Regions from separate parts of the Mus musculus genome. Here regions 2 and 3 are each linked to region 1. Evidence: chromatin loops called from intact Hi-C (ENCODE). Cell type or tissue: left cerebral cortex. All regions are shown on one strand.

Region 1 (5,000 bases):
AAATTCTAGTGGACCTAATTTTGTAAAATCATAGTACTGGATTTAAAATGAGGTGTGTGTTTGTGTGTGTGTGTGTCTGTGTGTGGGTCTGTGTATATGTGTTTGTGCAAATGCATATATATATATGTGTATATATATATATATATATATATATATATATATATATATATATATGTATAATAGAAGCCAAAAATTTGAAACAGAATTGTGAGGGGCATGATTAATATCAACCCATTATTTGTAGGTGATTTCAGTGCCCAATTTTCTTTAATAGACAGGTCATCTGAGCAATTAATGAACAAAAATTGTTTAATAAAGGACAATATCTTCTAGACATGGTGGAGAAGTTGCACCAAAAAATAATCTCAACAACTAGTATAATTGCTTAAATAAGACCTGCATAAATGACCACACCAGTCAGCATGGATGAACATTTAAAGAACTACAAGCAGTCAGTGACTGCTGAGAGAGAATAACTTCTCTCTCTCTCTCTCTCTCTCTCTCTCTCTCTCTCTCTCATATACTTATCTTTAATCTTATTTTTTAAGTCTAGTCATTATCCTCCTCCTGGTCTGTCCTCGAACAATTCCTCATCTTATTCCTCTTCCCACCTGTCTCCAAGAGGATCACCCCACCCTACCCCACATCCTACCCATCTAGGCCTCCCCACTCCCTGGGGCCTCAAGTGTTTTGAGGGTTAGGTGCATCTTCTCTCACTGAGGCCAGACCAGGCAAGTTATCCAATCTCAAATTGTCAGCCCTAAGCACATGTAATAGAAGCAATACTAAATTGAATCAGTTTGTAGTGGGGGTGTGTGAATGCACATGTATGCATGAATGTATGTATGTATGTATGTATGTATATATGTATGTAAGTTTATATGAATGCTTATATAGCAGTAGAGGCCAATAATTAGAAAGGGATTGAGGGGCATGAGAAGATTTGTAGGGGAAGGAGAGAGTGATGGAAAGGATATAAAAATTATTCATATATGAAATTCTCATTTTTTTAAAAAAAGATATAATAGAAGCCCTGGTAACCTAATGCATTGATTTATATATGACTTTCTCTAGCTCCCTTTGCATTTTGACCCTCCCTCCTGAACTTGAGTCAACACTGTAGGAGAGAAGCAAGATTCCCATTTTCCTTCCCCCTATCCCTTCTTCTTTTCTGCCAATAAAGGACAGGCACAGGGAGCAGAGTCATCAATCTACATTCTCAATGTCCACAGGGAAAAGAGAGATGGATTTTGGAAGAACAAATTGGACTTGTCTGAGAGAACACATAGTGAAGAGTCACATCTCAGAAGGTGTCCAAGCCCAAGGAAGCCCAAGGAATCTCTGCTTAGAGCTGGCTCCTTGAAAGCAGAAAATGAGCTTCAGTTATAATCTTCTGGGGATTGGCTAACTAACCAGAACTTTGGAATTCTGATGAGACAGATTCTCAGTCTAAATCTCCCTTTGCAAGAACAGAAAACTGTGTGGGATAGTAGTGTGTGGGCTTTAGGGATTGGTACCAAGTGCCAATTGCTCTTTACAAGATAAATCTCCCTTGGCCTTTGTCAGAGCTCAATCTGCCTATGAATTTTCCTGGACTCTATCCTCAGAAGCACCATCTGCTAGTGATTGTCCTACCATCTGACCACTTACCCTTTGTCAATTGCCCTCTTCTGGGCAACCCCACTACCAGTTGGAGTCTACCCATTGTCCATTTTGGAAAAACTGAGTCTGAAGAGCAACAAAACAGAAGGGGGAGAGGGAAACAATGCACTGTGTAAAGATCCAAGGCCAAGATGTGATGTGGGAAGGCCTGGAGTCTTTGCTCAGAACCTGGGGCGGGAGCATGTGGCCAAGCCAGAGCCATATTGTGTCCCAGGCAGCCTGATGGCTCCACAAATAATATTGATGCCTTTTGTTTGGAAACTTTTGAGGCAGCTTCCCACTTTCCAACAAGCCGTGGTAAATGCTGGGCCCTCCCCAAACCACTTTGCCTTTTGCATGGTTTCTGGCCAACTGCGCAGGCAGATGAGGCCCCTCAATGCTAATGAGGGAAAGGGCTGGCATTCCTGAGTCACCCAGCTCTGGGAAGCTCGCCTTTGTTGCTAAGGAGCATTGGAACTGTAGCTGAAAGGCTCATAAAGACAGAGAGGAGAGGGAGAAAAGAAAAGCACACACTTGTTTCCAGAACTTCACAGTTCCCTAGATGGCACCAAAGCTCTCCAGTTTCTGATCCCAATTAGAGTATCACCCCCATCTTTATTGTTCCTCTTAATGATCTTGGGAAATTCTTCAAGTTAGAAAACACTTAGCAAACTTTGGACTATTTTATCACTTTAGTTATGCTTTTGTGTCTGTGAACATACCACCTCCAGGTGGCTGAGAATGCCTTGTTACTGGCTCAGAGGGGTATGGAGCTGAGAGAAAGCAGCTGGGGTTTGCTAATGTTCATGTGTGGGCTCCATTCAGTAGGTGTTCACCAGTGACCCACATGGTCAAGGATCTGGGCATTGGTGCTGATGACAAAGTAGAAGAGGCTATGTTGGATTTGCTGCCAGTCTTGCTGGACAATGAGGCCATTCATACAGGGGTGTTGTACTAGTTGTTTGCTGCCAGTGTGGCCTACATAGCATTGCTGGACTTGGAATTTACACAACAGTTTTTCACTCCTGGCTTAGTCACTCTCACTAGGCCTGTTGGAACCAAAGTGATTTCAGTAGTACCCTGAGCTTCAGTTTTTTCAACAGTAGAATGGGCATAGTAATGCCAACCTATTTTGTAAAGTAAGAGAAGCAATTACAGGTGGGAGGATAATGTAAAAGGCAGTTTCTGCTGACCAGGAAAGCACTCTGAAAATGATCCAAACGCTAGTTTCAATATCTGGAAAAAAACTAATAATTAGGCCTGTTGTGAAGGGAAGAATTGTATAAAAATAGAGGATACTTGTTTCCTCTGTGGTACTTCTCTGTGGCATTCAAGATACACTGCTAAGCCATTGATGCAATATCTCATTTAATATGAATGGAATGGTGTTGCTCTACTAAAAAAGTGAGTTGCTCAAGGCTATATGGTATGAGAGAGTCTGATCCAGCTGAGAAAATGCCTCTATCCTTTATTCTCTTCATCTTTAAAGATGAAGTTTGTGATCCTTGGAAAGTTACTCTCTCTCTCTCTCTCTCTCTCTCTCTCTCTCTCTCTCTCTCTCTCTCTCTCTCTCTCTTACACACACACACACACACCACTGTATCATCTCTAAAAAGCTTACTGCATACTGTCACCCACTTAGGAAGGTCCTACTGCAGGAAGCTTATCAACCAACAGACACTGGTCTTTATTTCTCTATCTTTATTAGAATTCCACAGTGACACATAATGAGTATTCAATAAGCCACTATCTGAAAATAATAAAAAACAACAAATGCCACAATGACATTTTGAAGTGTAATGACATCATAGCATATTACTATTTATGTCAATTTGTTGGCTTCATAGCAGACCTCCTATAACCTCTACTGTCACATTGTTACCTTAATAAATAATCTTCTCTATGGATTTAAATTTTATTTCCTTAATTTTTACTCATATAAAAGTAATGAGTATACTCTCATGATATATATACAAGCAGACAGATAAGCATACAGACAACCTCCAAACCAAGATTCCCTTCTTGCCTAAATTCTAACCGTGCTGTGACCATGTAGTCTGACTTTATGAAGCATGACCCTAATTCAGAAACTTCACCCCTGCCTCTGAGGCCTCTTTGTGATTGTCCATGTATTCACCCCCTGCTTTGTTGACCATTGGTTATAAGTTCCCATTTCCCCTTGTCATTTGGAATTTGGGCCCAAGACCTTTCCTCTAAGGCATAAATCCCTGAAAGTAGTCCCTATGATACCATCATAGTTATAAATAAAGACTGTTTTATTGTTCTTTTAAAAAATGTATATTTTATTAATTCTTTGAGAATTTTATACAACATATTTTGATCATATTTGCCACAATTCTTTCTGTAATTCCTCACTGATCCATCTTTCCCCCATACTCTCCCACTTTTTTCTCCCTTTATTTCAAAACAAGTAATACAAAGACACACATACACACATGTACAAGTATATACACACATACACACTACACATATAGACACACATACATGCACTCACACAAACACACAAACATGCACACCACAAACACACACATGCATGTACACACATACATACTCATACACACAAACATGCACACCATGAACACACACATGCATATACACACATACATAATCATACACACAGACAAACATACACACATATATACAAACACATACATAATCATACACACAGACAAACACACACATACATACAAACAAATACACATACACACACACACACACACACACACACACACACACAATCTTGGGGTAAAGCTGTGAATGATTCAAAAGAAATTGTTACTTGGACCTAGAAGAACAAAATATATCTCAAAACTTGTTTCCATGTGGTAATGGCCTGATTCTCCGGTTTGTTTTTTTTGTTTGTTTGTTTGTTTGTTTTGTTGTTTTGTTTTGTTTTAGGTTTCCTTAGAGTTTGTCTCCAGCATGCAAAGAGTTGTAAAACTGGCATCGCTTCCAGTGTTTATCACACTCTTACAAAGAAGTTCAATTACTTCCTTCTTATAGATAAAGAAACTGAAGTTCAGGGAGATTAAGCCACTGCCAAATCTACTGAATAGTGAATGGATTTTAGCTGTCTTAGAGCCTGTTCCTTTTCTATTCTTGGTGTAATATGGATGGTGAGTATAGAAAGCAGGTTATGATCTGGTCATGGTTCTTGTCCCTAAAGAAATATCCGTTCAGCCAAAACACATGGAAACACTGGTTACAGACACAAAGCTCTGGGGATACCTGTTACAATGCAGTGTCTGTAAATAAGCCCTGTCTATTACATCTGCTGGTAACTAAGACCACTGGATCAAGCACCCGACTGGATATTGGAGAGAAAAGCCTAAACAAGG
Region 2 (5,000 bases), 80 kb after region 1:
GCCAGTTGCTAGTACATGCAAAGAAAATATACCTTGTCTAGTTCAGAAGAAGTGGAAGAGGCGATTAGAGTGTGATTATAACCTGAGATTTACATATACCTTCAGAACTAAACTGACATGTAACACTTAGGGTATTAATTCAGAAGAGGGTTTATTTTTTTTCCTCCGTGGGTGGAGAAAAGTTGCAGAAGGAAAAGAACAAAGTTGCTTTGTATGACTGGGACTAAAGCTAAAGTAAGAAAAAATTGTTTATTTAAAATCTCAGTCTCAGGCACCCTACTCTATATATTGCTGGGGAGTAATTATGGAAAATATGTCCGAGTCTGTGAAATACAGTAACACATGAAACACTTGCTTAGACAGCAGGTGATTGTCACTCAACAGAGAAGTGATGGGAGATCGTCTACATTGGCATGAACCCTAGTGTGGCTTCCATGCTCTGAAGGTCAAAAGAAAGGCAGCTCTATGGTCATCTCCCAAGAGAGATGTACTTTAAGCTCTTTGGACAACAGCATCCTTAAGAGGTAACTAATATTCTCCTTGATAGCCTGCTCATCTGAGACTGGCAAGACAGTACTATCCTCAAGATTTTTTTCTTGATATTCTCAAGAGAGAAAAATAAAATCTACAAAATTAGAGAAGTGATATCTTGGTGAGAATGAGCCAGATACACAGTGGGATATTTTGGGATATATAAGATGAAATGTCTTTACTATCAGATGCATCAATTCTCATTAAGGTTCTGCTAAGAAAGCCCTCAGAAACTGGGTAAAGAAGGAAATAAAGATGCATAGTTGTCTCTGTTGTCTGGGTGAGTCCTTTTTATTTCCGTTAAGACAGTACTGGCATTCTTCATTTTAATGGACTGTCCAGAGGACTGCAGGCCATTTAGAATTCCTAGCACCTAGGAACTAGCATGCAGAAGTGTGAAGCATTTGTTGTAGTATTTCAAATACTGATCAAAGGACTCTCACTGAGTATTGCTGTGTTGGCTGAGGGCCAATGTTTCTATGGGGACTCATGTAGCTTCTGCATAACAGACCTTTTCTATTTGTGTGCCCAGCACATGTGACTGAGTGTTTCTTTTTCTTTGGTGCTTAGTGCCCTTGGCATCTCCCAGGCAGGAGACCCACTTAACAACCCTATTATTCTTGCTAGGACAATCAGACTCCCTAAGATAATTTCTGTATTCACTTGAGTGATTGGACTTTGCTCTTTAATACCACCAATGTCTTGGTCCCTGCTCAATAAATAATAAAGATCACATTTCTGATCTTCCTAAAACTGAGTTCATGCCAGGGGTATGGTCAAGTCTAAAGAACAGACTTCTTTGAGATTTGGTTTTAGTGAACAGCTTCTTAGCTCAGAGAAGCAAGAATTTGCAGAATAAAATACCAAAGGTAGGTGTTTTCTTTAAGATTGTGCCATTGTCCCCTCGTCCAGACAAGGTCAGATATGTGTTCAATATGGATATTACTTTTCATGTTACTGTGAAAAAAAAAAAGCCAAACTGAAGCAACTTAAGGGAAGAAGAAAGGTTTTATTTTGGCTATCAGTTTGAGGATAGTATCTTCTATGATACACATAGTGTCATGGCCACAAGAGTTGAGGCAGATGGCCCCATTTCATCAGCAGCCTGGAAAGAGATGTGAATGCAGGTCATAGTGGTGTTTTGCCTTGTTATTCAGTGCAGATGTCTAGCCTCTCATCTCAAATAGCTGACACTAGAAACTCCCTCATAGAAATGTCCATCAGTTTATCTGTAATGTGATTGTAGATTCTCTTATATGGACAGTCAATGCCACATATCCTTATCATACCACATATCCTTATAAGCATTAAGTGCTCTCTCCCGCTGGGGGACTATGACTATGCCGTGGGTAGAAAAGGATATGAGAGTGGGACAGTTTTTCTCCACAATGTGACAAACAAGTATAGGCTAAAGACAAAAACTGTTGCCCCTTTAATGCATTGTATATGGCTTCATTGACTGTCATAATTGATTATTTTCTATTTTATCATAAACTTAAGTCAAGTGATCTTGGAAAAATGGGGATCTTACCTAGGCTATCCTGTTGGTACATTGCAGAGCCTAAATTTGAACTCGACTTGGCTTCAGTCTAAGTGCATTGTGTATATTACTGCATATAAGTATTCTTGTATATTTCCTTATGTATACATATGCATACATATAGGTATGAATATTTGATATATTACATATAAATATTAATATATGTCCATGAATGAATATAGACACCTAGATGGAGCATTTAGTTTTCATTTTCCTCCAAGTTTTGTCTCTTTGCATTGGAGATTCAGATAACATCACATCACAAACTCTTTAATAAGATATCAGGTGCTTAATTCCAAATACACATTTCATGTACCATTTAACATTTGTTTATATTATATTAACAGGGATGCCCTAGCAATGTTCCACAAACCATGTGGCATAAACAAAAATTTTTGTTTCAGTTTTTGAATCTTGAAGTCAAAATTCAAGGTATGGATTTGATTTTTCATTCTGCATCCTACACATAGACACATTCTCATTGTGTGCTCACGTTCCTGGAGTATCTCAGTTTAAACACTCTTTTCTTAAAGAGCAGCAGTCATAATGGATGAGAATGTACTTGGTGTCCTCACATTGGCTTAGCTCTCCTTCTTAATTCCTCTCACCTGCATAGCCAGATTTTGTGAATAGGGTTTTGCTTCTTACAATTAAAAATCAAAACACCCTCTGCTTAAACCAGCAGCAACGATGCTGCCAATTCTAATCTAGACCACTTGGTGGCAGTAAAGCAGAAATGTCTGCAGACAAAGTAGAAACCCCTTCAGAACTGTAATACATTTTATAGACCAAGACAACTGCAGTTGTAAAACATTATCGTGTATCAATAGGCATATTTTCTGATCAAATCTTTATAAGGCTCAAATAGGCTCATAAATACTGAGCTCTCTGGTTTGGCTTACTCATGTTTCATGCTTCCGTTTAAGATATTTTGGAGGGGTGGAAATCTAGCAAATGGTTGAAATATCAAAGCAATATGCCACTGCCAATTTGTTTTCCTGCAATCGAGGGAAAATATATGTGCCTCGATTAGAAACACGACCCAAACAAGAAGAATCTGCCACATTCAAAACTGAGCTCATTTCACATGCAAAGCACAGCCCAGGCTGGAGTAAACCAAGAGCTAAATCGTTTGCTACTTGATTTTTGTAAGTAAGCTCCAATTTCTATTTCCACAGGGTATCATTATGCAGTGGATTTTCTTTCATAAATAGTTATTGCCTGATGATAAAATCAGCCTTGATGATAAACACTTAAAATCACATGGCAAAGGGTGTCAGCAAAGCAAGCTTTCCTCAAAACCTTAGTCATGTGTTCTTGTTCGAAAGAAGACTAGACAAATGTGCAGTATGTACACAATGGAGTTTTATTCAGCTATGAAAAAAAAGAATGAAACCACCTTATTTCCACACAAATGGATCAAACTAGTGATCATTGTGTTAAATGAAATAAGCCTGACACAGACAGGCAGGCATCATATTTTCTTTCATATGCAGAATCTAAATTAAAAAAAAAAAAAGGAGGGCCGGGCTTGGTGGCCACGCCTTTAATCCCAGCACTCGGGAGGCAGAGGCAGGTGGATTTCTGAGTTCGAGGCCAGCCTGGTCTACAAAGTGAGTTCCAGGACAGTCAGGGCTACACAGAGAAACCCTGTCTCAAAAACAAAACAAAACAAAACAAAACAAAACAAAACAAAACAAAACAAAACAAACAAGAAAACTGACATGAAAGAAGAAAAGAGACCACATGGGAAATGGAAGGATACCGGTGGAAGGGAAGAGGTAATGAGAAGGGTATGAACAAAGGATATAATGTCCATCTATGAAAGTAGCATGATGAAACTATGTCTTAGGCAATTAAAAATTAAGAAGAAAAGAAAAAAGAAGAAGACTGTGTTGGTTTATGACTGCCCCAACACATCAACGCTGCGACAGAGACCTGGGGATTCAGTGACCTGCCAAGAAATATATACCACTGTTGAGTGGGCTGCCAGCTGGTGAAGTCAGACTTCCCACTAAACGGTGTTCGGCTGTGGAATCTATTCATTTGGACCCATTCACCACTCACTGCCTCTGGAGCTGGTGAGTGGCCAAGCCTGCTCTGCTCTTATTTTGGGCTTGTGCACAGTGGTCATCTTCGAAAAAGACTATGCTTCAGAGAAAGCTCTATCCACACTGTGTGAGCTGCTTGTGTTCCATTCGTACCTTCAGCACATGGGGGCTACTTACATTATCCTAGCAGCTGAGGATTTTGTGCCCTGCAGTCAGTTCCCTAGATTTGGCCCAGGCTTGTCTTTTACCTTCGATTGATCTGTTGTTTTTATGTGGTCCTCTGACTTCTCAACCTGGCAAAAGTTTGTTGAGTCTAGGTTGAATGGAGCCTCCTGCATGTTACCATAATGCCTTGTCTAGGTACTTTCCCAATGAAGGATCAGTCCTTTGCTTTTCATTATGCTCAGGCCAGAAAATAAACCTGCTATATTACTGGGTGTTACACAAATGACCCTTAATTAACCTCTGTGATAGGAGAGAATGATCCTATCTCTTCCCTTCACAGAGTGCTTCTCATTTTAAATAGGGTAAATTTATTCAAGAAGCATAAATAACATGCAGTATATAATATTTGAGGCAAATTATGTTATATACTTGTACTTATTTTTAAGAACTATCCTCTTAATATATGCATGCATATATTATAATTATGTATATTAGCTATGCATTTTTACCTTTAAGATATATACACATAATTGTTTATTTTGCATTAATAATAATTACAAACATCCTGCTATGTACCAGGTGATATATAAGGTCTTTTTACATATTTGGCATGACTTAAAAATCTTTAATACAAGCTATTCTAATAATATAGAAAAATTAACTGCATTTCCATACAGTTCACTCCCATGCATATTTCTCGTAGAATCCATTGT
Region 3 (5,000 bases), 320 kb after region 1:
GAAGGAAGGAAGGAAGGAAGGAAAAGAAAGAAAGAAAGAAAGAAAGAAAGAAAGAAAGAAAGAAAGAAAGAAAATAAGGAAGGAAGGAAGGAAAAAGGAAGGAATGAAGGAAGAAAGGAAGAAAGAAAGAGAGAGAGAGAGAGAAAGAAAGAAAGAAAGAAAGAAAGAAAGAAAGAAAGAAAGAAAGAAAGAAAGAAAGAGAGAAAGAAAGAAAGAAAAATACATCTTCAGGTCCCCACTCTCACATTACTGTGAGCCCTAGCCACAGATAGCACACAAAGTAAAAATCCTCTGTTTTGGCTTCTTTTTTACTGCCTGAAGCTCTTGACACCTATCCATCACTGGCTCTGGCCACTCAGCTTTGATCCATGTGGTCATAAGCTTCTTGGATTCCTTGCTCCTTCAGTCTCATGGTCATACCATATTTTGCATAGGTGGGTATTCAATAATCATTTGGCTAACTGTATTGAAAGGAATGGAGTTTAATGAATAATATTTATATAATTTATATGGGAAAGGGATTTAAACAAAACAAAATAAGGGTATTACCCAGAATACCCAGTCACTTATGGTCTACAATGGTAGTAAGAAGGTAACATTGAAGTTCTTATCTGGGAAAAACTAATGGGCTAAGAAGAATAAAGACATATACATGATGTGCATGCATCATGTACACATAAATATATATGAATAAGATGGATTGCTTGATGAATACAGTTGCACTGAGTCAATTGTATAAGCGCTTTTGCATACGAAAAAAGTAAAATAGTAGGAACAGACTTTCAGTAAAACAAATATGTGTTAGTCCACAGCATATAATTGTTCCATCATGTAATCCAGGCATACTTAATCTGGTTCTTACAAAGTTCTCACATGCTCTCCAACAATAGGGTTTTTTTTTTTCTAGCACAATGAGAAACATGTGATGATCTCACTGTTTTCTGTCTATGATCTCCACATCTCCACCCTGAGCTCCATGCAGCCCAGGCTTTTTTCCTCAGCTGGCAGGCACAAACCCCAGATGCCAGGCTGTAGAGGATATGTATTTGCTGCATCTGGTTTCTTAGCAGATTCGACAAGCCTCTGTGCTGGCAGCTGAAGAAATGCCTTTGGGCTGATCACATGGTGAAAACTCCCAACTGGCTGGAACAATCAGCAACTGTGATTCAGCTGGACACTGGACGGTTGATTTTGCCCATCCTCTGATGTCTTGGATAAGTGATTAGTGGCTTTTGTCTTGAAAAGTATGCTCCCAAATGACAGTCCAGACCAAGAACTAGCCTGTACTCTCACCTCTTATAATCTTATAAGTTGTACACAACTGAATTTTGTTTCCTTCATCAATGAGAATTTTCCCAGAAACATGGACTACAGAATGTCTTTCACATAGGATGCCTGTCACAGCAGCACTTTACATTTGGAAGGAAAATTAAGTCAGTTAGTAAAGCTCCCTAAATTTTCTGATGAAAAAAAAAAAAAGCAGGCTTTGAAAAGGGAGAGGATTTTGATCAGATACATAGAAAGCAGAACAAAGCAAAGCCCACTGGCACGAATGCTGCAAATGAGCACATATAGAATGAAAGATGAAGAGCAGAAAAAAATTGCACCTGAGGATGAAAAACCACAGCCAAGTGGTTTTGTGTATTCTCTGTATCAGGAGAGGCACCCTGTGGACAAGAAGACAAGTAAAACAAATATCCTGTGCAAGTTACACTAATGGGGGCCACCTATTCTCAAGGCCTGAACTCTTACAATATAAAATTCTGTAATTCCACTCAGAATTTATTAATATGTGACAGTTTAAATAAGATAATCCATTCTGTATGCAACAAGATTATGGATTTTAGAAACAAATGTTGAGAGCTTGTCATATTAACACATACCGTGCTTTATAAGGAGTGGTTATCATAACTTAGAAGGTGAAATTGCCAATAAAGCAGGAGTGTAAGAGCAGGGTCACAGAGTGAGTTTTCTGACTGTGTTCCTGGTGGGAATCATGTAATCAGCCAGGGAGGATGTCCTGACACACATAAGTGCATCCACAGCTGCCACAATTGTACCAATTCCCTCAGCTGCAGTGAACAGCCATTTCCAGCAGGGGACATCCACAGCTCAGACAAGAGAATCTTGTCCAGCCCAGAAATGATGAATGGAGATGATCCAGCACTTAGATATGAGCCAAAAACCAGCCAGGACGACACTCATCCCATAGAAACCAAAGTTCTGGAAAGAAGACCTTCCAGAACTCTTGAACTGTGAGCAGCTACGAATGCCAGTAAATCTGAGTTTCTCTTACTTTATTTACAAGCTGAGGCTGGACAAAGACATTGAACCTTGCTAAAGGAGTGGGAATGGGGGTATGACACATTCTCTTGAGCCTGTGACAGATCAAGGTAACCAGGTGCCAGAGACTCACAGTTATGGCACAGCCATGCTGGCAAGACTGTGTGGCTTGGAATTTTCTTTGGCTGCTATCTGGATCCCAGGCTTTGTTTATTATCTGCTCAGGAGCCAGAAAGAAGATGGCTACACATTAGATTTGTCCTTATGACAGTAGTAGGCTACCACATATCTAATAACCATCTCTGGGGGGGGGTGTACATGTGGTTACATAACTAGATTTATATTTTACTCTGATATGTAGATTCAATTTACCCACCCTGTGAAGTAGGCAAGTTTATGGTATAATTCTCACACTTCAGTCATTTTTGCTAAATTCTTGTCATTCTGACCAACTTAGTGCTGCAACTCAAGCCTAATGTGACATAATCAGTGTATGTGTTTGCTTCCTATCGGGATCAGCAAAGAACATTGCAATGAGGATGGCAGTGTTAGGAATGTTTGAAGGTGTTTTTATTTATATTATCAAGGAATGATAAAGTAAATCAATAGAAATGTACACTCAAACTTCCTTTATTAATTCCATGGGACAGATCATTGCTGAAGCCTTCTACAGTCTTTGAATACTGAAAATATTCATAAATATATGAAATTTTTGATGATGTATCCTGTATATAGTTTAATCTTTGATGACACCATGTAGTCTTATCAAATATCTAATTCAAATGCAAAAAGTGAATCAATTTCTTACTTACAGTTTCTGTCAGGCTCAAAAGTATAAATACTTCCTCTAGGGAAGGCTTCATAAAAGAAGGTCAGGGCACTGAAAACAGAGTAGGAAAGAGATACAACTTACCAAACGATTCTATAATGTTTCTAGCATATTTTAAACATAATCCTCCAGGAGTATAATAATAAACATGATAACAAAAATAATTAAGAACTGGTGAATTCTCAATGATCAATGTTTTATTAAAATATAGGGATTTCTCTCTATCCTATATAATCATTTAAAAGTGTATAGAAGCCTGCACAATATCCAGCATGATAAACACAATTACAATGCAAGGAGAAGTCCAATGGTCAGATAGAAATTTTTAAAAAGGGTTGGGAGCCTCCAACCTCAGAGAGTTACTGAGGAAAATACTACATGAAAGCTACTGTGCTTTACATGGAATCAGCCATACACCTCTCCCTATAGCCTGAACGTATGCTTCACTACATCGCAGGGCAGTCTCGAACAGAGGAGAGGCTGAGGCTGAAAGAAGCAAAGGGACTCATTCAAGTTCAGTCAGCTGATCTGGGCTAAGAAGATTGCCTGGCTTTAAACACTGCAACAAATAAGGCAACCACCACTCAAGAGTGTTGCATGGGAGGGGGCAGCAGAATTTATAAATATAGGTGATGCACAAGGATGCCTGTGAAGGAAAGTGATGGCTGGACCTGAGAATTTGAACAAATGCATTGCTTTTATGATTTACTTCATTAATGATTGTGGATCTTTGGACACTGTGACATGTGCTCCTCTGAATATCAAAGTCGAGGTCCTGGTGACAGACATTTCAGCTGAAGAGAACAGTGCCATGGTATTTTACTGAATCCTAGCTACTAGTGGTACCACAGTTAACAAGGACTGATACGATAAGATAGATTAGCTGCTTTTTCTAGTTATCACTCCCTCTGGTCCTATCTCTACATTCCTTTCCCCAGAAGATAAGGGGAAATTCCCAAATAAGAACATGAGTATGCAAATACCAAATTATGTTCCTCTCAAGTTAAAAATGCAAGGCCAAAGTATAAGAACTGAGTTAGTACATGCATTTCTAGACTGCATGAAACTTCTACCACCAAGAATACTGGCAAGCTGAAGAGGAACCTACTAAAGGTGAATTTGTATTCCTATGAAAAACATATTTTCTGACTACCAATGCTACAAGTATCACAAATATGTACAAGGAAGCAGAGATATTGTTCAGTTATGGAATGAACGCATGAAGCCCCAAGTTCAACCCTCCATACTGCAAAATAACAAGGAACAATAAAAAAGCCAAACAAGAGCCTGGTGTGGTGGCACACGCCTTTAATGCCATGAGTTCCAGGACAGCCAGGGCTATACAGAGAAACCCTGTCTCGAAAAAAACAAAACAAAACAAAATAAAACAAAACAAAACAAACAAAACAAAACAAAACAAAACAAAACAAAACAAAACAAAAAAGCCAACAAATAAATGATCCTAGATGGGTTTTATGTTTAAGAGCTCAGAGACACCCAGAATGGACATCACATTATTAGTGTGGCCTGCCGATAATGTGCAGAACAGTGTACTCAATACAACATATCAAAAAAAATCAATGTTTGCTCCTGTTTTCAATAGTTTTGAGTATTTCAATTCCTTTTAGGGCACTGGAGATTGGGTGGCAAACCTTTCTAGGGCTTAGATAGGAGTAACATAGCAAATGAAAGTTTATTAGGAAGCCAGGAGCCTGACTGTCTTACCTCCATATATATATGTATATATATATATATATATATGTATATATATATATATATACTTAGAGAAGTTTGTAAACTATAAGCTACTTTGAAGAGTCTTATATGTGTGCTGTTTCCTATTGTATACGTAGATCTCAAAGCAGTTAGTGGAATATATAGAGCACCA

What was found. Hi-C counts contacts between places; a loop is a spot of excess contacts. Peaks named below come from ENCODE experiments on the same cell type or tissue, not always from the same donor. Only the 100,000 strongest peaks of a DNase experiment are listed, where the experiment ranks them.
Region 2: a loop joins it to region 1, with 8 times the contacts of the local background. A loop is called at or near these places in 3 of 42 quality-filtered maps.
Region 3: a loop joins it to region 1, with 2.7 times the contacts of the local background. A loop is called at or near these places in 2 of 42 quality-filtered maps.

Annotation. Positions count from the first base shown.
Region 1 is chr4:96,717,244-96,722,243 of GRCm38, forward strand. No RefSeq gene overlaps it. Among named protein-coding and RNA genes, the nearest start is that of Cyp2j5, 56 kb to the left of the region's middle. In left cerebral cortex, a CTCF peak has its summit at 2,195; DNase peaks (open chromatin) are centred at 1,467, 2,089 and 2,499; H3K27ac peaks cover 1,310 bases.
Region 2 is chr4:96,796,788-96,801,787 of GRCm38, forward strand. No RefSeq gene overlaps it. Among named protein-coding and RNA genes, the nearest start is that of Gm34053, 12 kb to the left of the region's middle. In left cerebral cortex, a CTCF peak has its summit at 2,787 (motif pointing right); DNase peaks (open chromatin) are centred at 980, 2,780 and 3,097.
Region 3 is chr4:97,035,749-97,040,748 of GRCm38, forward strand. No RefSeq gene overlaps it. Among named protein-coding and RNA genes, the nearest start is that of Gm27521, 120 kb to the left of the region's middle. In left cerebral cortex, a CTCF peak has its summit at 2,087 (motif pointing right); a DNase peak (open chromatin) is centred at 2,101.